Regions from separate parts of the Homo sapiens genome. Here all the other regions are linked to region 3. A link is an interaction called in ENCODE POLR2A ChIA-PET data of the cell type or tissue named here. Cell type or tissue: PC-9. All regions are shown on one strand.

What was found. Peaks named below come from ENCODE experiments on the same cell type or tissue, not always from the same donor. Only the 100,000 strongest peaks of a DNase experiment are listed, where the experiment ranks them.
Region 1: POLR2A ChIA-PET joins it to region 3 with 20 read pairs; 3 of 35 experiments call an interaction of 5 or more read pairs at or near these places.
Region 2: POLR2A ChIA-PET joins it to region 3 with 13 read pairs; 4 of 35 experiments call an interaction of 5 or more read pairs at or near these places.

Annotation. Positions count from the first base shown.
Region 1 is chr1:43,520,356-43,525,355 of GRCh38, reverse strand. It overlaps a transcript of PTPRF not described here. Among named protein-coding and RNA genes, the nearest start is that of PTPRF, 8.0 kb to the left of the region's middle. RefSeq lists an enhancer at 3,586-4,086. In PC-9, no CTCF peak of the experiment used is centred here; a DNase peak (open chromatin) is centred at 2,055; H3K27ac peaks cover 1,566 bases.
Region 2 is chr1:43,392,327-43,397,326 of GRCh38, reverse strand. The region is part of intron 1 of SZT2 (SZT2 subunit of KICSTOR complex); the gene reads right to left. Among named protein-coding and RNA genes, the nearest start is that of SZT2, 4.9 kb to the right of the region's middle. In PC-9, no CTCF peak of the experiment used is centred here; no DNase peak of the experiment used is centred here.
Region 3 is chr1:43,204,900-43,209,899 of GRCh38, reverse strand. It overlaps CFAP57 (cilia and flagella associated protein 57), which reads right to left. Exons shown (of 23, transcript NM_001378189.1): 10 at 2,968-3,180; 11 at 1-157. It overlaps LOC105378685 (a long non-coding RNA gene), which reads left to right. Exons shown (of 5, transcript XR_007066041.1): 4 at 3,508-3,554. Among named protein-coding and RNA genes, the nearest start is that of CFAP57, 35 kb to the right of the region's middle. RefSeq lists an enhancer at 2,508-3,707. In PC-9, no CTCF peak of the experiment used is centred here; DNase peaks (open chromatin) are centred at 2,419, 2,849 and 4,049; H3K4me3 peaks cover 1,679 bases; H3K27ac peaks cover 4,197 bases.

The DNA of each region.
Region 1 (5,000 bases), 320 kb before region 3:
CACAATGGCCGACCCTTGAAGGCTGCCCAGCCTACTCTTTCTAAGCATCCCACGCTGGGTCCTGTCCTCTCCCAAAACTGCTCCTCTCCTGCTCCCACCTTGCTCCCTCTACCTCGCGATCACTGCTCCGTCTCATCAGATCTCTCTGCTGTTGACCTCGTGTTCTCCTAGAGAGCTCTCCTCAGCTCTCTCCTTTTCACTTTTCTCCTGGTCCAACTTAGATGCCAAGGTCCAGCATTTTAATAACACTCTTGTCAATAACCCAAGCCTCTTGGCCTCTCTGCCTTTTTATCATATCTGTCTGGCAAAAAGCCAGCTCCAAGTGAGCCCTCCTGTCTGCCGTCACAGGGCGGTGCTCAAGCAACCACATGACTCCACAGGTCAGACAGATGTTCCCTTAAAGCAGGGACTACATAGGGGCCCTCTGCGCAGTTCTCCAGTCGGCTTGGAACCGCACTCTCTGTAACGGCTATTCCAGCCCTCCCCATTCTCTTTACACCTTCAGCCAGCCCATTTTCCCCTCGCTGTCAGATGGGACCTTGCCACATCTTTATAGAGAGGATTAAAGCCACCACAGAATTTTCCTGGCTCTCCACTAGCACATTCACACACCTCCCCACATCTGCCCTCTCTCCTGCTGCCTTACAGGAAGCACCCTCCTCCTCTCTCAGGCCAGTGTCTCTGCCAATCCTAGATTCCCTACCCACTCCTGCTTCTCAGGCCCCTCACCTATCCATTGTCCCCTCCTTCCCTGAGCACCACCCCCAACCTTCAACTGGAGCCATCCATAAACCTACTCCCTGCATGCTTACTTTCTCCTCCATTTCTCCATCAACTTTATTTATTTATTTTATTTTTTGTAGAGGTGGGGTCTCACTATATTGCCCAGGCTGGTCTCGAGCTCCTGGCTTCTAATGATGCTTCCACCTTGGCCTCCCAAAGTGCTGGGATTACACATGTGAACCACAGCACCTGGCCTTTTCTTTCTTTCACATTTAAAAAATTTCAATAGCTTTTGGAGTACAAGTGATTTTTAATGGACGAATTATAGAGTGGTGAATTCTGAGATTTTGGTGCATCCGTCATCTGAATATCGAACATTGTACCCAATATGTATCCCTTACCACCGCCATCCTCCCACTTCTGAGCCTCTAAAGTCCATTATACCAACCTGTATGCCTTTGCGTACTCACAGCTTAGCTCCTGCTTCTAAGTGAGGATGTACGGTATTTGGTTTTCCATTCCTGAGTTCCCGGCCTCTCTTCTTTCTTTCTTTCTTCCTTTTTTTTTTTTTTTTTTTTTTTTGACAGAGTCTCGCTTTGGCACCCAGGGTGATGCGATCTCGGCTCACTGCAACCTCCACCTCCTGAGTTCAGGTGATTCTTGTGCCTCAGCCTCCCGAGTAGCTGGGACCACAGGTGCATGGCACCATGCCTGGCTAATTTTTTTTTCCTTTTTTTTTTTTCTTTAGTAGACTTAGGGGATTCGCCATGTTGGCCAGGCTGGCCTTGAACTCCTGGCCTCAAGTGATCTGTCCGCCTTGGCCTCCCAAAGTTGCTGGGATTATAGGCGTGAGCCACCATGCCCGGCCCCAGCCTCTTCTTCCATAAGAGTGTTCTGTTTGCCATTATGGCATTCCTACTCACTTCATCCAACATTTGGTCAAATCTGGCTTTTACTATCTCTGCCCCCAACATCTCCCCAAAACACAATGTCTGTGCTATGATCTCCATGTCTTAAAATTTGAAGGCCAGTTTTTTTTTCGGTATTCATTTTCTTAGACCTCTTGATTACTGCATTCTTCAAACCCTAACTTCTTTGGCTCCCTTGACACCATACTCTCCTGGTTTGCCTCTTAACTCCTTGGTCTTCTTCTCAGTCTCCTTGGCGGGGTCATCCTCCTCCACTCAATCCATCAAGTGCTCCTGTCCCTCGACGCCCATGCCTTGGCCTTTCCCCTTCTTACTGTGGACTCTGTCCCTGGTGATCTCATCCATGCCTACAGCATTGAGTACTGTCCATCTGCCGATGATTCACACCTTTATGACTCTTACCCAGGGAACCTCTTGTGTAAGCCCTTGATGGGGAGGAGCCCAGCCAGCTGCCTAGTCAACATCTCCACCTGTGTCCCAAGGGCACCTCAGCCCCAGCATGCCCAAGATCTCCCACCAGATCTTCACTCCCTGATTCCTTTCTCGAGTTCTCTGTCTGAGTCAGTGGCCCCACTGTCCATCTATAGGCAAGCCAGAATCCTGTTCATTTTACCTCCAGAGCACCTCTCTAATCTGTACCTTTCTCTTCAACTCTGCTGATGCCTCACTGGTCCAAGCCACCATTAACTCTTATCTGGACCTCTGCAGCGCCTCCTCACTGATCTCTCTACATCTGCTCTGCCCCTCCCCCATCTTATCTCTGCGCTGCAGCCGCAAATGGGGTTATGTCACTCCGCCACGAAAACCTTCGAATGGCTTACATGGGGCTGGATTAGGAGCCAGCTCCTCCACATGGATGAAATGCCCTCCCTTTGCCTACCTCCCCACCTCATCCAACACAACGCTTCTGGTTCAGTCCTCTGCGGTGGCGCCAGCTTCCTTTCAATTCCTCAAACATACTGCATTTCCCCCTTCCCTCTCCCCATTCTTTCTAGAAGACTTTCCACCCCACCTCCTTCACATGGTAACTCATTCTTCACTTTTGGTTCAAGCATCACTGCCTTGGGGCAGCCTTCCCTGACCCTTAGTCTGAATAAGTACAGGGCCCTGTTGCTGTCTGCCAGAGCATTCCTTTATACTTCTTGTTACACATTTAATGGATTGATGCCTGTCATCCATGTCATTCACTCAATAGCTATATGTTAAATCCATATAAGGTGTCTAGAGTAATGTCTGGCACCCAGTCACTACCCAGTAAATGTTAGCTATTGTTATCCTCAATATCTGGAGACCAAGGAAAGGCAGAAGAGCCCACAAAGGAGAAAAAACGAACAGTCACTAGGAAGGAAAGAAGAAAAGCAGGGGAGAGTTACTCTTTCACTCATTTCCTCTATTAGGCTCACCCTTCTGACGCCGCTCCTCCTATGGCACCTGGAGCTCTTTTCCCAGATATTTGCGTGGCTGTCTCCTTTTCATTTTTCATGTCTGTGTTAGGTCAGGTTTCCCAGAAGAAGACCCTGAGATGAAGTGATTTATTAAGCAAGGGTTCCTGGGGGAAACTGGCAAAGCAGAAGGGGAAGCCGAACAGAGAAGGGGAAGAAGCCAAGCAAGGGGGGATTTCAGGCCATGTTCTTGGAAGAGTAGCTTCAGCCTGACCTCAGGGGGACCCATGAGTGGAAATGTATGCCTCAGTGTTGTCCCCACCCCTGCCAAGGGCGTGAGCCTTCATACCTCCTAGCCTCCTTAGTCATCTGTTGAGGGCTACCAGTGGGGCTGAGAATGGCGGGTGATGAGTACACCCTCTTCGGGGACTTTCTAGCTTGCATGCAGACAGAGTGGCTCCAGGAAGTCGAGGACCGTCCTCCATAAAAGAACTGGTGCTAGCTGCTGGAAGGCAAGGCACGCTGAAGGTGGGGCTGCGTCTGCCTCTCACCCCCTCACCAAAAATGGTGGAAGGGGATCTGAGGGGTCTATCGTGTCTCCACTGAAATGTCACCCTCTCAGATAAGCCTTTGCTGACCAGCTGACCACCCTATCTAAAATAGTTTTCCATCACTGCGACGGCACTCTCTTTATTTCCTTCACATAATTTAGCACAATCTGTAGTTTGATTTCATTTTTGTTTAACAACTGTTTCTGCTGCTAGACTCTAAGGTCTAGCAGGGCAGGAATCTACATTACTTTATTCCTGCCAGATCTCTAGCACTAGGACAGTGCTTGGTATATAGGAGGTGCTCAATCCATCTTTTTTGAATGAATGCATTGGTGAATTAGGCACATGCACTGAGCGCTCAGCTGGGTGAGAGGCAGGTAACGCCAGATGTATGTATAGGGGGCTAGCTGCACCGCGCTGGCCAGAATGTGGCCCGCACAGTTGTGCTTGTGAAGGGGCCATAGAGGGTCAACTCCTCTCTGAGGCAGCAGACATCACCCCGAGGCTGTGTATCTCTCTGGGTCCCCAGCTCTTTGTGCAAAGTGGGATGGAGCCCATGGGGATCCAGGCATATGGGCAGTGGGATTCAGAAGTATAGGGGAGCTTCTGGCAAGGCGCTTGAAGCTGCATAGGCGCATGTCATGGACACCTCCCCACACACATGCCACCAACACCACCCAATGCCTCAGGCTAAACTGGCCTCAGTGAGGGCAGACTAGGCTGCGAGAGGGCGGCCTTGCATTTGGGAAAATATGGCCCTGGCTCTGAGTAAGACCCATGGCACTTATTAGCTGTGTGGTCTTGGACTTCTCTAAGTCTCAGTTTCCTCTTCTGTAAAAAGGGGATAATACTGACTTTGCAGCATTATAGGAAGGACATGAAATTGTGTTTGTAAAGAGCTTCGTCAGAGCCTGGCACATTGTAGGTTCTTGAAAATAGAAGCTATTTGATGATTATTAGAATTAGCATAATCAAGCCTCTAATAGCACCAGTTTGGAGAACTATTTAAAAGCTAATCCCACCAGGCCCCATACCCTGGTAATCCCCGACTGTCTGAATGAAAGCCTGTTTCAACATCCATCCACCTTCTTCTGCAGTTGCCCTCCCCCATCCAGCTCCCCACTGCTCCTTCCTCAACCTCTTAAACTCTCAGCCCCTTCAGACTTCCTCCCTGCAATTCCTGCCTAACTGAGGACACAGCAGCTGCCTCCAGGGGAGGCCACCATTCCACAACCACAGAGTAGTGAGGCAGAGCAGCATCTTTCTCACTCTCAAAAGCCACTCCCAGATCATTATTCCTTCAGCCTCATGGAAAAATCCCTGCTCATTTAAGGCTCACGCCATCTGGCTCTTGCAATTCATTTATTCAACTAAGATTTATTGAGTGCTTTTTCTTCTTTCTATTTCCATACTTT
Region 2 (5,000 bases), 190 kb before region 3:
GGCTCCTCAGTAGCTGGGACTATAAGCACGTGCCACCACACCCAGTTAATTTTTGTATTTTCAGTAGAGACAGGGTTTTGCCATGTTAGCCTGGTCTCGAACTTCTACCTCAGGTGATCCACTGGCCTCAGCCTCCCAAAGTGCTGGGATTACAGGTGTTAGCCACCACACCTGGCCTATACATTGTTTCTTGCTGTAACCCTAGAGCCTAGCACAGTGCCAAGACATACTAAGTGTTCTAATAATAACTGTTGAATACATGTATGAACAAGGAAAACTAATCTCACAAGCTGTATTTATTCTGTTTCCAGCTATTCTTAATTTGTTACCAATAATTTCTAATTTTTCACTCTTCTATCAACATGGTTTTTGTTGACGAAGAGTTCCTGTCCTTTATTCACTTCATCTTTCAATCATTTATGGACAAGGTAAGCTATTCTATTTTTGGAGTTTTTCCTTTGCTTCCACAAACATCGTTTTTACCACATTTTCACTAGTATCTTCTTCTTTATTGTTCCTGGAACCCTGGGGGAGTGCAAATGGGGGTTCTAACAGATTTGCTTTATGTTCCATTAGCTTTGTTTTAGAAAGAACAGTGTTACAGAAAGAAAGTGTTGTGATTTGACAGCTAAGACTCTGGGTGAGCTTCCTCCTGTGTAAAAATACCAGCTAGCCCAATGATGTGTGAAAGCACCTTGTAAAAAGTAACGTGTATAAATGCACAGATTAGTAATAACAAAGTGTTGCTGTTTACCTCTCTTCTTTGAGTCAGAAGTCCTGCACAGCCATTCACTTCAGTGTTGTTTCTTTGTTTTTTTTGCCCATACCTGTTTAGTTGGTAGAGTTGGGAATGTCCTCACATAGAGCCAGAATCTGTCTTTTTGATAATATCTTGACCTACTCTTAAAATCTGTTGTCTTGAAAATATCTAACCCACTTTTTGTTTTACCTTCTAAGGCCACACAGGGAGAATCTGACCCTCTGCCAAACGAGAGTCTATTAAACATGTGATGACAGCCCTGAGTCTTTACTTTTCTAAAACAAACATCTTTGGGTTCTTTAAGTGTGTCTCAAATGGCATGGTTTCAAGTTTCCTCACTATTTTATATCTTAGATTATGTGCCCATGAATGAATTCTGGCTGGTCTACTTTACAACTTAAAATGTGGGGACCAGAATGGAACATAATACTCAAATGAGGTCACAGATTCAGATTCTCCTAGGTTATACTTGCTCAGGAAACCTCCATGACTTTCTCACTTGTGCTGCTGTCCAAACACATCTCCCATTTTATCCTCATGCACCTGGCTTTTTTGGACACATACGATCATTCAATTAGTCCTGTCACTTGGATAAATTCAGCCTATTATTTTATGGTGAAGCTTAAGAGTGTTGTTTCTTCTTCTACTAAATCTCTCCAGTTTGATTTCCATGCTAACTTGTTCAGGGTGCCATCATGTCCTCATCGAACTCCAAAAAGAACAAAGGCAAGGTAAGCATGCATGCATTCACTCAACAAATTTATGAAAAGCCTGGTACATGCTAGGCACTGGGCTGGGTCCTAATGATACAATGAAAAGCAAACACATGCATTCCCTGCTCTCATAAAACATATTCTATAGTGAAGGACAAAAACATTGATCAAATAATCACTGTGACTATTGTATAATTACACACTGAGTAAGTGCTCCGAAGGATAAGAATGTGGTTCTACAAAAACAAGTAACAGCCACGTGCAGTGGCCCATGCCTGCAATTCCAGCACTTTGGAAGACCAAAGTGGGCGGATTACTTGAGCCTCAGGAGTTTGAGACTAGCCTGGGCAACATGGCAAAACCCTGTCTCTACAAAAAATTATGAAAATTAGCTGGGTGTAGTGTCATGTGGCTGTAGTCCCAGCTACTCAGGAGACTAAGGTGGGAGGGTCGCCTGAGCCCAGGGAGGTTGAGGCTTCAGTGAGCCATGATCATACCACTGCACTCCAGCCTGGATGACAGAGCAAGACCCTGCCCCACTCCCTGACCTCCCCCTCCTCCCAAAAAAGCAAGCAAGTAACAAAGTAACCTGTTCAGGCTAATACCTTAAGAGAAAGTGATGCTGAAGGTTGAGCAAGGTTTGTTAAGTGAGGAGAGAATGGGGGTAAACGAGACAGAGGGCACAGACTATTAGAAAGCTTTCTTCCAATTACCAGTTAGTAGGCCACTAAATTTTACTACTGTACAGCTTCCATTTTTTCCCACCTTTCCTTGAAGGTTATTTTGAATGATGGACTGACTCTCCAAAGGCACAATGAAGTCTAGCTCATCAATCAGTTCTTACAGAATCCACCTTCCTGAAATCAAGAACATTTGCTGAACATTTGCCTAGTCTTCTTGCAACATCCCCCTTTACATATGATCCTTCAAAGTCAACAACTATATTTTCTTTTTCTTTTCTTTTTTTTTTTTTTGAGATGGAGTTTCGCTCTCGTTGCCCAGGCTACAGTGCAATGGCACCATCTCGGCTCACCGCAACCTCCACCTCCTGGATTTAAAGCAATTCTCCTGCCTCAGCCTTCCGAGTAGCTGGGATTACAGGCATGCGCCACCACGCCCGGCTAATTTTGTATTTTTGGTAGAGACGAGGTTTCTCCATGCTGGTGAGGCTGGTCTCAAACTCCCGACATCAGGTGATCCACCCGCCTCAGCCTCCCAAAGTGTTGGGATTACAGGCATGAGCCACCGCGCCCAGCCCAACAACTATATTTTCAAAACATCATTTCTAAGTTCTCTTCACTTTCAAGATGTAATTTATCATAACTAGAAGACTTAATAATTTAAGCAGCTAGAATGGTGTTTTTCAAAGTGGGATCCAAGGACCAGCTGCATGAAAAATCACCTGAAGTGCTTATGAAAATACAGCGTTGAGTCCCAGGCACCACCCCAGACCAACTGAATTAAGAGTTGATGGGCTCCAGACTGGGTGCTGTGGCTCACACCTGTAGTCCCAGCTACTCAGGAGGCTGAGGCACAAGAATTGCTTGAACCTGAGAGGTGGAGGTTGCAGTGAGCCAAGATCACGCCACTGCACTCCAGCCTGGGCGACAGAGCAAGACTCCATCTCAAAAAAAAAAAAAAAAAAAAGAGTTGATGGGCTCCAGAATCTACATTCTAACAAGGTCTCCAAGTGATTCTTCCACATTAACATTTGAGAATCCCTGAATTAGTTCTCAGAGCATCCACACTCACATGGAGCTTCAAGTCCTCATATGAATCCTCCTTGAGTCTGAAGTTCATTACTCTCAGAGTAGTCTGGCAAGGAAGACAAAGTAGAGTTTCGGGGTCAGGGACCTGGATTCAAATCTGATTCTATCATTTGCTATATAGGTGACCTTGGACAAGTTACTTAATTTTTCCAAGCCTCGGTTTCTTTATTGATAGTATGTGGATAAGAATATCTTCATAGGGATGTCGTTGCAATTAAACAGGAGAGGAAGGCTATCATTCTTTGGAATATTTATTGAGGTCTACATACCATTTATACCAAGATGAATAAAACATTACCAGGCACTGTGCTGCATACCATGTATACCAGGAAGAATGAAGCATGGTCCATCTCATTAATTTGTTGCTTTGTCTTTTTGTGCCTGTCCCTTTGTGATTAAGGTCTGATTTGTTCAGCCTTTTCTAACCCTTGTGCTGTCTTTTGTTAACACATTCCCACAAAATAATGTGGATTATTTCCCCTCTTGAACTGGCTAAAATCTTCTTACCACTATACATCAAAGTCCTGAGCCTCTAGCATGGCCTCAAGCTGCATCTTCTCCAGCCTTATCTCTCACCAATCCCCACGCAGTTAAAAGCATGTATTCCAGTGTTAGAGCACTTAGGATCAAATGCTTGCTCTGCTGATTATTAACTATATAGTTTTGGCAGAGACTTACACTCTCTATGCCTCAGTTAGCTCATCTGTGAAACACAGATAATAAAAGTGCTTATTTTCAGATAATTTTTGAGTATCAGATGATACTCAGTAAGCATTCAGTAAGTGCTAGCTATTCTCATTGTCAAACTGCATCCACACAAGGAGTTGCTTCCTCTTAGTTCTCTGAAGGCTCCACTGGGCTCCTTCTCACCTGAAGATCTTCACTATTCCCTTTGCCTGCAATGCTCTCTGCCTCTTCTTTTAGAAAACTTCTACCTATTCTTCAGGCTTCAGCTTAAATGTCATTCTTCTGAGTCTTCCTATTCACAACCCCTTGCCTCCCCATTTCTTAACAAGGTAGGTTGAGAACCACTGTTAAACACCCTAATTCACTCCTTTACAGCACTTATTATCCTAATTCAATCCTTGTTTACTCCATAAAGATAGAGAGCATGTCTGTCTTACACGGCTCTGTATCCACCCTGATACTTAGCACAATTCTGACTCCTACCAGCACTCGTAAAATATTTCAAGTGTGTGATGAATGAATGATTTCCTAAATCTGACTATACCCAATCTTTCTCTCTTGGGATCCTAACAGCCTCTAAAAGTCAATAACTTTATTACACCCAGGGGCAGAACTCTTCAATCTCTTTACCTTCTGATAAAATTTTCAGAAATGCAAATCAGGGAGTTAAAAAATGCTTAACTTAGGCTGGGCACGGTGGCTCACGCCTGTAATCCCAGCACTTTGGGAAGCCGAGGCAGGCGGATCACGAGGACAGGAGATTGAGACTATCTGGCTAACACGGTGAAACCCCGTCTTTACTAAAAACACAAAAAGTTAGCAGGGCATGGTAGCAGGCGCCTGTAGTCCCAGCTACTTGGGAGGCTGAGGCAGGAGAATGGCGTGAACCCGGGAGGCGGAGGTTGCAGTGAGCCAAGATCGCACCACTGCACTCCAGCCTGGGCGACAGAGCGAGACTTCGTCTCAAAAAAAAAAAAAAAAAAGCTTAACTTTTGGCTGAGACTCCCAGGATTGTGTGTCTTGACTTGAAATTACTTTAGATCTGTACTGCTCTATATGGTAAAGACTACT
Region 3 (5,000 bases):
CATGGGCCTGGTACTCATTGAATTCCTTCTGCAGAGGCAGAGGGTACTTCATGGCACGAATGGTTCCCACCGAGGTGCCCACAAACATCATGCGTCCAGAATGCGAGATGACAATGGCGGTGTAGGTGACATCAAACGCCGATATCTCTCGAAGGATCTGAGACACAGGCAGCTCTGCTCAGTGTGAGGGGTCGAGCTGTGGCCCCCACGTCCCAGTGCCATACTCTCTCGCCCTCTGCTCTAACAGATCCCTAGGGGCTTGTCTTTAAAAAATGCTTTTTCTATCCCCTTTTGGCATCCGGTATAGTGCCTAGCACAAAAAAAGGCGCAAACTAGATATTCCTTGTTGTGTTGCTGGTAAATAACCAGGTTCATGAGTTAGGAATAATACTAATAGAGAGAGATATTCATATAGCACTTACTATGTGCCAAGCACTGTTCTGTGCCTTCTCCATGTTGCAACTCATTCAATCCTCACGAAACCCTCTGAGGCAGTTACTGTTATCCCTAGTCTATGGATGACGGACCATCTGTGTGAAAGGCATTTGCTTCAACTCATGTACCTGGGTGGGCTCCAGTCTCTGCTTTGACTGCTATGCATGGGTGCATTTCAAAATGAGAATGGGCTATTGCTCATAAATGCATTCAGCAAGCATTTATTAATGCTCATTACATAAGCAAAACCATACATTAGTCTCCCCTTATCCTTGAGGGATATGTTCCAAGATCCCCAGTGGTGCCTGAAACCACAGATAGTACTGAACCCTATATATACTATGGTTTTCTCCTATACGTACATAACTATGATATGGTTTAATTTATAAATTAGGTCCAGTAAGAGATAAATAATACCTAATAATAAAATAGAACGGTTATAAGAATACTGTATAAAAGCTGTGTGAATGTGATTTCTCTCTCTCAAAATATCTTACTCACAGTATGGTACTCACCTGTTTTTGGACCTTGGTTGACCACAGGTAACTGAAACTGTGGGTAAGGTGGGACTACTGTACTATCAGAGCGCCCCTTCATTCCCTCACTCATTCATGCACTCATTCACCCACCCACCTACACACATATTTTTTTTTTCTTTTATTATTATTATTGTTATACTTTAAGTTCTAGGGTACATGTGCACAACGTGCAGGTTTGTTACATATGTATACATGTGCCATGTTGGTGTGCTGCACCCATTAACTCGTCATTTACATTAGATATATCTCCTAATGCTATCCCTCCCTGTTCCCCCCATCCCACGACAGGCCCCGTTGTGTGGTGTTCCCCACCCTGTGTCCAAGTGCTCTCATTGTTCAATGCCCACCTATGAGTGAGAATATGCGGTGTTTCGTTTTCTGTCCTTGCGATAGTTTGCTGAGAATGATGGTTTCCAGCTTCATCCACGTCCCTACAAAGGACATGAACTCATCCTTTTTTATGGCTGCATAGTATTCCATGGTGTATATGCGCCACATTTTCTTAATCCAGTCTATCATTGATTTGGGTTGGTTCCAAGTCTTTGCTATTGTGAATAGTGCCACAATAAACATACGTGTGCATGTGTCTTTATAGCAGCATAATTTATAATCCTTTGGGTATATACTCAGTAATGGGATGGCTGGGTCAAATGGTATTTCTAGTTCTAGATCCTTGAGGAATCACCACACTGTCTTCCACAATGGTTGAACTAGTTTACAGTCCCACCAACAGTGTAAAATTATTCCTATTTCTCCACATCCTCTCCAGCACCTGTTGTTTCCTGACTTTTTAATGATTGCCATTCTAACTGGTGTGAGATGGTACCTCACTGTGGTTTTGATTTGCATTTCTCTGATGGCCAGTGATGATGAGCATTTTTTCATGCCTACACACACATTTATTGAATGCTGTGCACCACACAATGTGCCAGCTAGTAGGGCTGCCAAGAGGAGCAAAAGATGGCCCTGCCCTAAAGGGGCTTTATTCTGGCACAGCACTGATAGCTGCCATTGAATTAGGACCAGGCTACTCGGGGGTACACAGGAGAGTCACCATACTGTCAGCTGTGTTCCAGCCACGGGAGATCTGCCTTGGGCTAGCTTGCTGCCGTGGTATCTACGCACTTTCCCAGGCACCAGTCACAGGAAAAGTGGGAGGAACCAGCTGGAGGAGCGCACAGCCCATGTTTGTATGATGCATCCTTGCTGAGCTCCTCTCTTTTCCCTTCACTATTTGGAGCCCAATGTAACTGTACGGTTTCAGAGTTTGGGGATTTCAAAAGAATACAGTGGCAAGCCTAGGTGAGAGCAGCTCACTGCACAGTCATGCATCGCTTGATATGGGATACATGGTTAGGCTATTTTGTCACGCAAACATCACGGAGTGTATTTACACAAACCTAGCTGCGACAGCCTACTATACACCTAGGCTATGTGGTAGAGCCTACTGCTCCGAGGCTACAAACCTGAACAGCATGTGACTATGCTGAATACTGTAGGCAACTGTGACGCAATGGAAAATATCTGTGTATCTAAACAGAAAAGGTACAGTGAACATTTGGCATTATAATCTTATGGCATTACAATCTTACAGTCCATGTGGTCCATCATTGGTGTTACTCAGTGCATACCGTAGTTAGGTTTTTACCCCAGGAATGTAAGTGCAGACCAAGGGTAAGAGTACAGTTTAGAGATGACATGACCTCCATGCCTGGAAGGTGGGAGAGAAGTTACAGACAGCAAGTAAAAGGGAAATGAAAAAGAGCCCCGCAATTTACAATTTCACCCAGTCAGGAAGGAAACTAGGCAGGAAATTCAGGAAGTGACGATAACTGAGCTAATCTAAAAGGAATGAGGAGCCTGATGTTATCTTGGGAAGAAGGGGCCCTGTATGCAGAGGCCCTCATTCCGTGCATACTTTGTGCTGTAAGCACGGGAAGCTGTCCCTGCAGATCCGTGCACCAGCCCAGAGGCGGGGCAGGGGCAGACTCACCAAGGAATCTGCAATCTCCTTGAGGGTGTGGTCTGATCCAACAGCAAAGATAATTTTGGCATCGGGGGAGACAGTAACACAGTTGTAGCTGCAAGACTTGAGCACGCATTCTGTCTCTCTCTTTCCTGTGGACAGATTCCATTCATACACAGCACCATCTGTGCCACCAGAAATCAGTTTGCTATCATCTGCATTCCACACAATTGAGCGAATCTGCAGGAGAGGAAGACATATCCAGTGAAGAGTGTACACACACTTACACCCTAACACAGAAAAGGGTGCAAACTCCTTAGGTGCTCCACTAGACTGAGCAGAACGTCCTTTCCTGCTGTAGGCCCTTCTGTTAGCACAAAACATAGCTTCTTGTGAACGTTCACATTCTGTTTTCTATGACGCTTGCAAATTACTGAAGATGAAACACTCTCATTTCTTTTTCACTTTATGAACGTAAAGACTGAATCCTACAGGTTTCTTAAGGCTAGAACCAACCAATTATTGCTGTTTTTTCAAAACATTTTTGAAATAATTATGTATTCACAGAAACTTGCAAAAATAGCACAGAGAGAGTGGACTTCTGGAATGGCACGGTAAGAACCTCAACTTGACCTTCTCTCTGACAATGTAGGTTAACTGGTAAATATGATAAAAAATAATCATTTAAAGTCTTTAGAAGGCTGGGTGCAGTGGATCACATCTGTAGTCCCAACACTTTGGGAGGCTGAGGTGGAAGGATCACTTGAGCCCAGCAGTTTGAGAATAGCCTGGGTAACATAGTGAAACCCTGTCTTTATAAAAATAAAAATAATAAGCTGGGCATGGTGGCATGTGCCTGAGGCAGGAAGATGGTTTGAACTGGGGAGGCTGAGGCTGCAGTGAGCTATGAGTGTACCTCTGCCCTCTGGCCTCAGTGACAGAGTGAGACCCTGTCTAAAATAAAATAAATAAAATGTCTCTGGAAATTGTCCTCAGGGAATACAGCAAATGGAAAAACATTTATTCAAGAAAATCTACTCAATCCCAGTAAGAACAGAGTCTGCTGCATTTAAGCCATGACTCGCTCTGTTACGGCCTCAGCTCCAGAAACTTCACTGCTGTGCACTCTGGGCAGATGTGGCCAAGATAAGCGACTCCCTCTCCCCATAGCTCCTGATCTTGGGCTATGGTTTCGGTCTGGAAAGGGAAACTGCTGGGATTTCTTATTCTTACCCCAGCCCCATGTTGCAGAAGCTCTATTCCAAGCAGGTGTGGCCAAGAGGGCTCAGACTCTCTTCCCCTCGGCCCATTGTCACTTGTTGGAAGAAACTCCACTCTAAGCTCAGCATACTGAGAATAACTGTGCCCTAATGATTCCTGACCCAGTTTGCTTATAGAGTGAAAGTTCCAAGCCATGAAGGGCAAGCCAAAAAGACCAGGGGCTTACATACGTGCACACACACATACACACGCATGTGCACACACACGCACACACCTCAAGTGTCACTCACAGAAGTGAGGATGTTACTCCTGGAAAAGCAGGTCCCCGCCCCAGCTCTGGTGCAGTGGAGCAAAGGTTCTGTCTGTGGGAAAGTCAGGTGCTAAGACAGGGAGCTCTACAGCTCTGCTTGAGGGGGCTGACTTTATTTGGAATAGAACATGGAAAAGTCCATGCCTATGGGCATTGTCTAAAACAGTGGAGATCTTGGTGGAAAGTGATTAAGAGGAGGCTGATAACTCCAGGATGTAAGCAAAATGATATAGAGGAGTGGAATTTTGATAGAACAAGGGAAAGGGACAGAGAAGAAGAGTCCTTCAGGGATAACAGACAACTCTAGAGGCTGGAAGGTCTTGTGTATGTGTTAGACTGTACTGATTCAGGTGCAGTCAGAGTGGGATATGAGGAAAACTTGAAAGCATCTCCTAAGCTACACAAAGACCCGTTAACATAGGGCAGAGTCTCACTGGCACAACGGGCCTACCAAACACAACAGTCTACCAAATGCGGAACATTAAGCTCTCCCGACCCAGGGGCATCTCCTAGGAAGCCAGGCTTAAAA